Linked DNA regions of Homo sapiens: region 1 is linked to region 2. A link is a loop called in an ENCODE intact Hi-C map of the cell type or tissue named here. Cell type or tissue: heart left ventricle. All regions are shown on one strand. Region 1 overlaps ATP10A (ATPase phospholipid transporting 10A (putative)). Region 2 holds the start of MIR4715 (microRNA 4715).

Region 1 (5,000 bases), 110 kb after region 2:
TAAATAATACAATCACAGCCGCTATTATAGATTACATTGCTGTCTAAATGGGTTTCATGCTCATTTCTATTCAGTATTTGTCACGGGGCATTAACCCCTAGAGTAACACTGAATCTGTGGAACTTGGAGAAATTATCACTTTGAGTTAAGTTTCCTTGTACGTTCGGTGTTTCTTGCCACCAGACGCTTTCACTTGGGTATTTATTTATTATTTATTTTTTCAATAAATAACTGATTGAGTACCCACTATGTGTCAGGAGACACGTGGTGGACAAAAACAGACTACTTTGCTGTTTCAGTTTAGCAAATTGAAAATGTTCACCTGACAATACAGTCTTGGCAGTGAAAAAGTAAATTCACTCATTCGTTCAGTATTGGGATCGGGCCATCTGCCCTCCTTTGAATTTCCACAGCACTGACCATCAAGTGGTAAATACAAATTAGATTGAAATACAAAATAATAATAATAGTAATAATAAAGAAAGTACAAAACAAAAGAGTTGGGGTAATTATTCCATTAATTTGGGTTAAAATGCTTGACTTAATTTAATGAAGGCATTCTTTACCCATGATCAATAAGTAAGGAGCTAAGGAGCCGGATTAGAGGCTATGTAGAAATCATTTTGTATTGCTGCCAGGGGAAAAGAGCCCGCACTTTAAAAAGAGGAACTATGCATTCTGGAACCACAGAGACGCCTCAGCAGGCCCTCTTGGGAGATGGTGCGGCAGGCAGGGGCTCTAGGTCCCCAAGAGCCCAGCACGGAGTTCTGGGGTGATCCAGAAGCTTGTGGCACCTGAGATCCTTCTGAAATAAGCATTCGTCACCCTCTGACCATGTGTGTGCCAGGCACTGTGATGGTCTCAAGGGCACAGAGTACCTGTGCTCAGGGAACCTGTGGTCTAGTGAAGGAGGAATGGGAGCCAGCTCCAGCCACACCCAGGAAGCACGGGGTTTGATGTCTGCATGGGGACTAAGCAAGTTCGGAGCTGTGGCACCTGCCTACCCTACCAGGGGGCCGTCAGGAAGGCTTCTCCAGAAAAGACAACATCCTGAAATGCTAAATGAAGGGCACTTCGCCTGATGCTGTAGGATGGCAAGACAGAGGAAGCCATGCAGAAAGGTTTGGGCTTCCTCAGGGTTCCCTGCGTGGCAGGAATGGGTGCTGGGAGGGATGGTAGCCGAGGAGGTCAGCGCAGTGACCCTGAGCAGAGCTTTGCTGTTGCACGGGATGAGGATTGCATTCTGTAGGGCAGCAGCTGTCTCCAAGGCTTTGTTAAGGTGGAAAACTTCTGTGATCAGACGGGGATCATTCAGTCCAGGGACAAACAGGCCCATAGCAGGTGGCGAGACCAAAGCCAGGTAGACAGAGGTGTTGTGTTTGTCACTGAGAGCCTTCGAGGACCATGTCCAGGCGTGATGTCAAGGCTGGAAGTGAACCAGGGGGACCTCACCCTCCTTGTGACCTGGGAGTATCATGAAGGGAAATGCAAAGGGCGTTTTCAGAACGGGATCCAGATGCAGAAGACGGGAGTGTGTGTGTTTTCCACGTCTTCTTGCTGGTGCAGGCGGTGGCCCTGCCTGGCTGGCAGGTGCTGGCCCCTGCTCTCTGTGCATTCTCTCACCAGGGTTCTCTCTGCCCACATCATCCAGAGACCCAGACAGGTGGCCTCACTCACAGATTTCCACCTGGAGCGTTAGGCAGGGTCCCTGCTGGCAGCAGACCTGCAGATGACCCAAGTGTGCACCTGTGCTGTGTGCTCACCCAATGGCTGAAGCAATATGAACCTCTTTACTTTAGTTTTTTTATGATAGAAAAAAAATAACAGTATCCTCTTTAATGGACTGTAAATGCCCTTTCCAACATCACTGCTGTTTCAAGATGGAGGACATCTGTATTTGCTTTTGTTGAGTACTTAGTAGCAATTCACTTAATACAAATGTGAAATACAAGGTTGGTAACAGAATCTCCCCTGTGAATCAAACCATTCATTCAAGTAGCAATCTGGGCACTGCTGAATTAGACACACGCCTCCCCCATGTGGTTGAAGAGGGGACACAGCTGTTCTACCAGGAGGAGGTCCCAGGCATCAGGAGGAAACAGAAGCATGCCGCAGGGCTCTGGGCATCCCTGGAGCACCTGCTGCTGCGGTCTCTAGCAGAAACGCAAGTTCAGGGGCAGGGCTGGAGGGCTCTCTGTTGCACCACTGTCCTGCCTCTTTCTTTCCACCTAGTCAGGTCAAATCACTTTGCCCAAAGAAGTTTCAGAAATATCTGTAAGACAACAACAGAAACTGTGAGCACTTTCTTTCTTGCCGGTGAGATATTTATTTGAACATGTTGCTCTGCAGTGGGCGAACCCTTCACGGTGTCTGCTTCCTTTTGTCTGAGATGCTGGGGTGCTGCAGCAGAGATGCAGAGGGCAGTGCTTCAGCTTGAGGCTGGCATGTGTGGGCAGCACTTTTGCAGGTGATGCTGTTTCTGCAATAGTGAGTCTGTCATCCCAAGCACAGGGATTCATTGGAACCATCTCTGCATCCTACAGGATTGTGGACTTATAGGGCAACAGAGACCCCGGAGATCCGAGTCCAAATGCCCTCTCTTCACTTGCCAAAAGTCTCATATTTATTAATCAGAAGAACTAGCACTAAGTCCCCGGGCTCGCTCCTGATTTTTTACTCTGTTTTTGAGTGGGCTCTGGTAAGCCCACATCCACAGGCATTGCTGAAGATGGAAAGAGGGTATCTATGATCAGATTAAGGTATGTTGAGCTGAAGCATGTTTTCAAAATACTAAAACTTAAATTTTGGAAACTTAGAACTTTAAAAAGCAATTAAGGCCGAGTGCAGTGGCTCACGCCTGTAATCCCAGCTACTTGGGAGGTTGAGGCAGGAGAATCGCTTGAACCCAGAAGGTGGAGGTTGCAGTGAGCCAAAATCCCGCCACTGCACTCCAGCCTGGATGACAGGAGCAGAACTCTGTCTCAAAAATAAAAAATAAAAAGCAATTTAAATTTTGGGGGACGTTTCTATAGAATCTGTTACACATTTTCTGGCTTACTTGTACAATCTTTTTCTGTTAATGCCAGATTGTCTCTGCAGGTATTGATGGTTGAGCTGATAGCTCAGAGGCCAAGAAAGCTCCAGTCTGTCACTCCAAGACCACTGTGACCTTGGGCACGATACTTAAAGATCCTAAGTTGAAGGTGGTGCAAAAACTGACTTTCTAGCAGGGTTGCCTGATAATTGTAGGGCACTTAGCACAATGCCTGGCATTTGGCAAGCCTCCCCAAACTTGTAATTATGTTGATGGTGATGACGATCAGAATGGCAGTGCCCTCACGAATTACTGGCGAGGGAGACTTTATGTACTTGTACTGAAAGGTGCCAGATTTCTGGTCTATGTTCAACTTGATGATTATTTCATTTCTTCTCAGTCAATTCTCAGAGTTGGTTTATATCCACTTAAAAATGTTTAAATTGTGTCTCCCATCCAAGTACTGACCCTGCTTAGCTTCCAAGATCAGTCAAGATTGGATGCATTCAGGGTGGCATGGCAGTAAATGAAATTTTTTATCATGGCAAAATATGCATAACACAGAGTTTACTATTGTAATCATTTGTGAGTGTACAGTTCAGTGGCATTAAGTTCATTCGCATTGTTGCGCAACCATCACCACCATCCATCTGTAGAACTGCTTCCTCTTCCCTAGCTGGATATCTGCTTTTTAAGAAGAATGGAGTTAGTGTGCCCAGAGCAGAAGGGTGGATCGGGGGCCTCTACTTTTGTCCATGCTCCAGGGGGCAGGTTGACAAGTCTGACTGATGGATAACTTGGGCATGACCTCAAAGCTGGTTTGGAATGAGTCAGGGGTAGACATGAGTGGATGGAGGGATAAATCAATGTATTTCCTAAATGGGGAGTGTTGTGTGTTGCCTGTTGTTAGAAATAAGCAATGTAAACAGGATTTTCCTCATCCAGAAGGTGTGCTCTGGATATGAAATGCTTTTTAAATGAGAAACTCAAAGATGGTCTCTGTATTCGTTTACTGGGGCCTCATTGATGAAACACCGCAGACTGGGCTGCTTAAGCAACGGAAGTTTATTTTCTCACAGGTCTGGAAGCTGGACATTCGGGAGTAAGGGGTCAGCAGGATGGTTTCTTTTGAGGCCTCTTTTTTTGGCTTCTCCCTGTGTCCTTGCATGATCTCCCCTCTGTGTGTCTTTGCGTCCTGATTTTCCCTTTGTATAAGGCCGCCAGTCATGTGGGATTAGGGTCCACCCTGATGACCTCAGTTTAATTTAGTTACCTCTTTAAAGACTTCCTCTCTAAATAAGGGTACGTTCTGAGCTACGTGGGGTTAGGACTTCAATATATGAGTTCTAGCGGCGGATGAGGGGCTCCAGTTCAGCCCATGCCAGTCTCTAGAGATCCCTCCAGTTCTAAAAATCCTCCAAATCCTCCCCAGTTCCAGAAGGATGCAGAGGAAGCCAGCCGTCCCGTGCCTGGGACCTCCCCTGCGCACACTCCCCAGGGCATGGGATTGTTGGTAGAACATTACAAACACAGCTCTGAAGTCCCAGAGACAGAATGTCCTACTGTTTCTGAGCCATGTCCATGACATTTTTCTTAGAGAGAAAGAATAATAAACAGAGACAAAATATTTTAAGTCCTACCCTCCTCGTCTGCCAAGAATAATCCTGGTGTTCTCTGGAACTCACTGCCTTCATGGCCATCCTGTACTTTGTATCTGCAAATGTCTGCCCTGGAAAAAGCCATCCACTGGTTTCAAGATAATCCACAGGCTTTAAATAAACACAAGACTCCTTGAAACAGAGCCCTGCTCTGGAAATAGAGCGAGAGGCCATTTCAGTCCAAGGAGAAGAGAGACTGATGGCTAATTACACTCCAAGAAGAGCCTTTTAAAATAGCATTTCAATTTCAGTTATTGAATCGAGCTACGATTATCTAGCACACGCCCCTTTTAATGTACGCTTTACAC
Region 2 (5,000 bases):
CACAGTCTTTGAGGCCTGCATAACAGACAGTGGTTTGTGACAAAAGCCTGTCCAGCTGTGTTGACAGACTTCAGTTTTTCTTCCCACAATATGAATTCAGTTAATAAAAACCTGTTTTCCTCTTTGGAGTGTCTGGATTTTAGGTTTAGGGAGAGAAGGGAACTTCGGAGGAGTTCATCTTGGGCTTTGGGTGAGACAGAGGATTGAGAGGTGAGGTTGGGGGGCGGTTAGAGAGACGCTGAGGGTTCTACAGTTCAGCGCATCAAAGTGCCATATTTTGCGATATTGGTTCCTGAGCCCCAACACCCTCAATGAGGTCAGACCCTTGCCAGCAGTTAGATGCTAGGCAGAATGCATTTCTCTTCATCCCAGTGTTCTTATTTAAATTGGAGGGAAGATGGCATTCAATAGGAGGGAGTATAACATTACTTTGGAGGGAGGATGGCATTTAACAGGAGGGAGGATGGCATTCAATAGGAGGGAGGATGGCACTTAACAGGAGGGAGGATAGAGGGAGGATGGCATCAAATTGGAGAGAGGATAACATTAAATTGGAAGGAGGGTGGCATTCAATAGGAGGGAGGATGGCATTAAATTGGAGGGAGGGGAAGAGAGAAGATAGCAGCTTCTGGTGTGCTGTGAGGAATACATGAAATAATGCAGAGAGGGTGGGCTACAGTGCCAGGCAGGCAGGCAGGTAAGAATTTGAAAAGTTTAGTTGCAACTCATTAGTATTCCTGTTACAACTGCTGTCATTATTGCTATTAAGATCTTTTGATCAAAATAAACTTCCTCAGTTTTTTTAAATTTCTAAAACAGTTTTATTTTTAGAGATGAGGTCTTGCAGTGTCGCCCATGCTGGTCTCGAACTCCTGGCCTCAAGCAATCATCCCACCTCAGCTCCCAAAATACTGAGACCGCACCTGGCCTGTCCACATTGCTAAGACACTGAATTGTGCCTCCAAGCCCAAAGAATTTTAGGTGTCATTTAGCTGTATACTTGTACCATGAGGAAATGGACAGCTTTTGGAAAGAATTTTGAAATATTGGGAATAGATCCGATCCCCACTGAGAATTTTGAGGACCACTAAGGATCCAGAGATACCCTCTGTTGGCTCAAATGTCTTCTGAAAAATGTACCTCACTAGAAGAAGCATTCTGGGGAAATGGTAACATGAAAGCATTCTTTGTTTAAATGGCAATGTGGCGTATATTGTAAATGAAATTGGATTTGGTAATAACCTTTTAGGGGGAAGGTTTGTTTTGAAAACATAAAATGAAGTAAATTCATTGGCCCATTTAACGATGTCTTTGATTGATTTTTGCTTATCAACAGTTATAACAATAATAATTAAAAAAAAAAACCTAAAGTAAGTCTTGGTTTTCAAAAGGAAACTCAACCTAGGCCACGAATGGAGAGCCTTGGAACAGAGCCCTCCATGCAAGTCTTCTCAGAAAGGTGCTTAGTAGGTGCTTTGGAGGCCCGTGAGCTCTTGCATAGTAGGGAACTTTAGATCCGCTCAGAGACCTGCCTTATTTCTGTTTCAGCATCAGATCTGCCTGTTGTATAGTAATCTAGGACTTTTCTAGAAAGGTCCTGGGGTGCGAACGGACCTCAGCGTGGGCCAGGCCAGACTTGACAAGGCTCCCTCCCCAAGTTCGGCGGAGTCCCCGAGATCCCCACTCACCCCTCCCCAGCCTCTGTTTGCTTTGCTTCCCCCAAGAAGTGATGTCTGGCATGGAAACCACTGCTTCTAAAAGAATCCAGTACACGAGGGGTTAACGAAATGGCAGGAAACCCAGGCTGTCACCGCACATTTGAACTGAGTCATTTGTAGAGTTTAAAGCATTTCACTACTTTTATGTCCTGCCTTTTGTTTTTGTATACTTCTAATAACAGTTTAAAAAGTCAGGGGCAGGAAAGGTAAATGTAAGTTCCAAGTTCCATCCTTTGTTCAGATGTGATCTTTGGGCCCTTAGGTGCTCTGTGCAGGAGGGGAGGTGAGCGCGGCCAGGTCTTGGGGGGTGGTGGGCGTGGTCTCGCCCTGCCCGGGCCGCGGAGTGAGTCACCGGGGCTGGGGGGGGAGGGAGGGAGGGAGAATGGAGCAGCGCTGGGTCCGCTGCCGCCGGACGCTCTACACAGTTCCAGTTCTCCAAAACTGGCCGCGTAGAATGGCGCCTGGGGACTCGCCTCGCCTGTGGGCTGGCCCCCAGGGTGTGGCCACATCCCTTTTTCTGGGCCTTTCCCTTCAGGGCTCGGCTGAGGCGGTACCAGACACAGCCGGGGCCTCTCCTGTTGCTTTTTGCCAAGTTGGAAATCAGTTTTGTTCCCCGTACAAAACGCATCCACGCTGTCTGTCTCGGTCATCTCCAGTGCTGCACCTTGGCCCAGGAGCATGGTTGACTCAGAAAACCGAGAGCATTGTGAGAGGAAAGACGAGGCAGGGAGAGAGCGAGCTGGGGAGGCCCCTGTTCCTGCTGGGTGCTCCCCACTGACTCTCTCTCTCTGAACAAGCCAACCATTTTTGAACATAAGTCAAAGCGATATTTTCCAGAATGTCTCATACACATAATGGGCTACAATTGTTCACCTCCACTGAACAGTTTCAAAATATACGTGGCATGTAATTATTTTCTCAAAAAGGGTAATCTTATCGACCTGCGTGATTTAATTATATTTAGTTATGTATGTCTTGTCCCTCATAATTAATTGGTAGAAACCTAGGTAATGGCATTTCATAGTGCCATCGTGTCATTGTCATTATTTTATTTATTCGTGTTGCCAGGACAGACTTTAGTCAAATCAGATGTGTGTGTCTTTTTTAACTCTCATTGTGACTTGCATTGTAATATTTTCCATGTACACATTTATTTTTTTTTTTGGAAAGAAAATCATTGCTTTTAAGCAGGATGGAAAGTTTGATTCATTCCATAGAAATCTGGCTGCTGCCTGTGGTCTTTCACATCCATGGGGAGCATGTCTGGGGGCCAGGAGGCCATGCTGACAGAGACCCTCAGGTTCTCTCTGGCATGGAGGTGAGAGCCAGAGTTGAGCTCAGTCCTGCAGCTGCGCCGTGCTCCTCCTTGATCACGGTTAAATTCCTCCGTTTCTGGTCTTTTCTCTTTTTCTCCTTTCAGTTTCCTATCCTGTGTTAATTCCTCTGTAAAGCGTCTGGCCAGACTTAATGGGAATTCCTTCATAATGCGCCCTTGGGACTTGGAGAAGGCGTAGAAGGAGGGAGGGTGGTGTCTGTAATTCTTGGCTCTGTTCCCAACTACTGCATGCAGTGACATCTAAACTCAGTTCCTGCTTATTCAGTCCTGTACTAAGGATGTCTTTTTATTTTCTCTTGTCTGGTGCTTTGACATCTGGAGCCTTGCTGCCTCCGGAGGGACAGGCCCTCCCAGGGCTAGATAATTCCTAGAGATAGCAAACAGCATTGCTGCAGCATGCCTTACGTGTGCAAGCCACCCAATCCAACGTCCACACCCTCGGCCCCCTCTGTGTTTCATCCACTGTGCACCTGCTCTCATCACCCCAGGTCCAGCCACCAAGCAGCTAGGGACAGCCCTTTGTCCCAGGGTCCACCGAGGTTATTCAAACTAATGGATTCTAAACCTGCTTACCCCGCCTCTCCTGTTCTTTCCCATGGAAGGCACAGAAAAGACTCTCCCTCCTCTCACCAAGGTCTCTGCCTCCTAGGACGCTGGTCTCCCCTATGTTCCCCCTCCCACAGCGGTAGGTGTGGCGAGCTCCTTCTCTGGAGGACTCTGAGTAACAAATCCTCTTTTCAATGGCAGTCCTCTCCTGACCTGTCAGCCCCATAGTGCTTGAATAATAATAGAACTTAAATTGTAAAACATCCCTGGAGCTACTGCCCTCCCTTAGGTCCCATGAGAAAGGGGAATGAAAGTTGGCTGCAGTTAAGGTGGCTAATCAGCTGATGGTGCCACCTTAACTGCAGCCAATTCTAATTCCCCTTTCTCTTGGAAAAAGATGGGGAGATTATTCTGGAGTGAATTGTGGGCCCAGTGTAATCACAAGTCTGTAAAAGTGGAAGAAAAGCGGGCAGAGAGATCCGATATGAATACTACTTAATTTGCCATTGTTGGCTTTGAAAGTGGAGGACCTAGAGTCAAGGAGTGTGGGCGGCCTCTAGGAGCTGGAAAAGGCAAGGAAACATTCTCTCCCGCCGCCCTGCCGAAACCATCGTTTTGACCCAGTAAGATCCATGTCAGATTGACCTCCAGAATTGTGAAATGACAGATTTGTTTAGCCGGTGCAGTGGCACAAGCCTGTAGTCCCAGGTCCTCAGGAGGCTGAGGCAGGAGGATCACTTGAGACCAGGAGACTGGGGTTGCACTGGGCTGTGATTATGCTACTGCACTCCAGCCTGGGCAAGACCCCATCTCTATAAAATGAAATAAATAAAATAAAACTCCCCAAATTTGTGTTACTTCAAGCCACCAAGTTGTCATAATTTGTTGCCGCAGCGGGAAGCTAATACATGTGTTCATTGCAGAGTTTAACAAACAGATACCATGTTTATTTTTTTGTTTGTTTTGCATCCTCATTTTACAGATGATTAAAAAAAAAAAACACTTTTTAGAGGCCAGGTCTTGCTGTGTTGCCAGGCTGGTCTTGAACTTCTGGGCCTCACACAGTCCTGCCTCAGCCTCCCAAGTAGCTGGAAATACAGGCTCTATCTGCCATGCCTGGCAGAAACCACCTTCTTAACTACAGCTTTTTGTGTGTTAATATTGATTAAGATGATTTCCGTTAAAAAATGGCTGTAGGCCAGGTGTGGTGGCTCACATCTGTAATCCCAGCACTTTGGGAGGCCAAGGTGGGTGGATTGCTTGAGCTCAGGAGTTGGATACCAGCCTGGAAAACATGGCAAAACCTCATCCCTACAAAAAATACGAAAAATTAGCTGGGCATGGTGGTGCATGCCTGTAGTCCCAGCTGCTTGCGGGGCTGAGATTGTTTGAGCACAGAA

What was found. Hi-C counts contacts between places; a loop is a spot of excess contacts. Peaks named below come from ENCODE experiments on the same cell type or tissue, not always from the same donor. Only the 100,000 strongest peaks of a DNase experiment are listed, where the experiment ranks them.
Region 1: it touches region 2 in a loop (2.2-fold over the local background); 20 of 110 quality-filtered maps call a loop at or near these places.

The regions. Positions count from the first base shown.
Region 1 is chr15:25,737,070-25,742,069 of GRCh38, reverse strand. All of the region lies in intron 2 of ATP10A (ATPase phospholipid transporting 10A (putative)), which reads left to right. It also overlaps the pseudogene RNA5SP390. Among named protein-coding and RNA genes, the nearest start is that of MIR4715, 110 kb to the left of the region's middle. In heart left ventricle, a CTCF peak has its summit at 2,037 (motif pointing left); a DNase peak (open chromatin) is centred at 4,499; H3K27ac peaks cover 1,361 bases.
Region 2 is chr15:25,847,728-25,852,727 of GRCh38, reverse strand. All of the region lies in intron 1 of ATP10A (ATPase phospholipid transporting 10A (putative)), which reads left to right. MIR4715 (microRNA 4715) reads left to right here and starts at 3,903; the gene lies at 3,903-3,981. RefSeq lists a silencer at 1,955-2,004 and enhancers at 2,285-2,344, 2,395-2,444. In heart left ventricle, no CTCF peak of the experiment used is centred here; DNase peaks (open chromatin) are centred at 2,177 and 3,030; H3K4me3 peaks cover 1,842 bases; H3K27ac peaks cover 2,612 bases.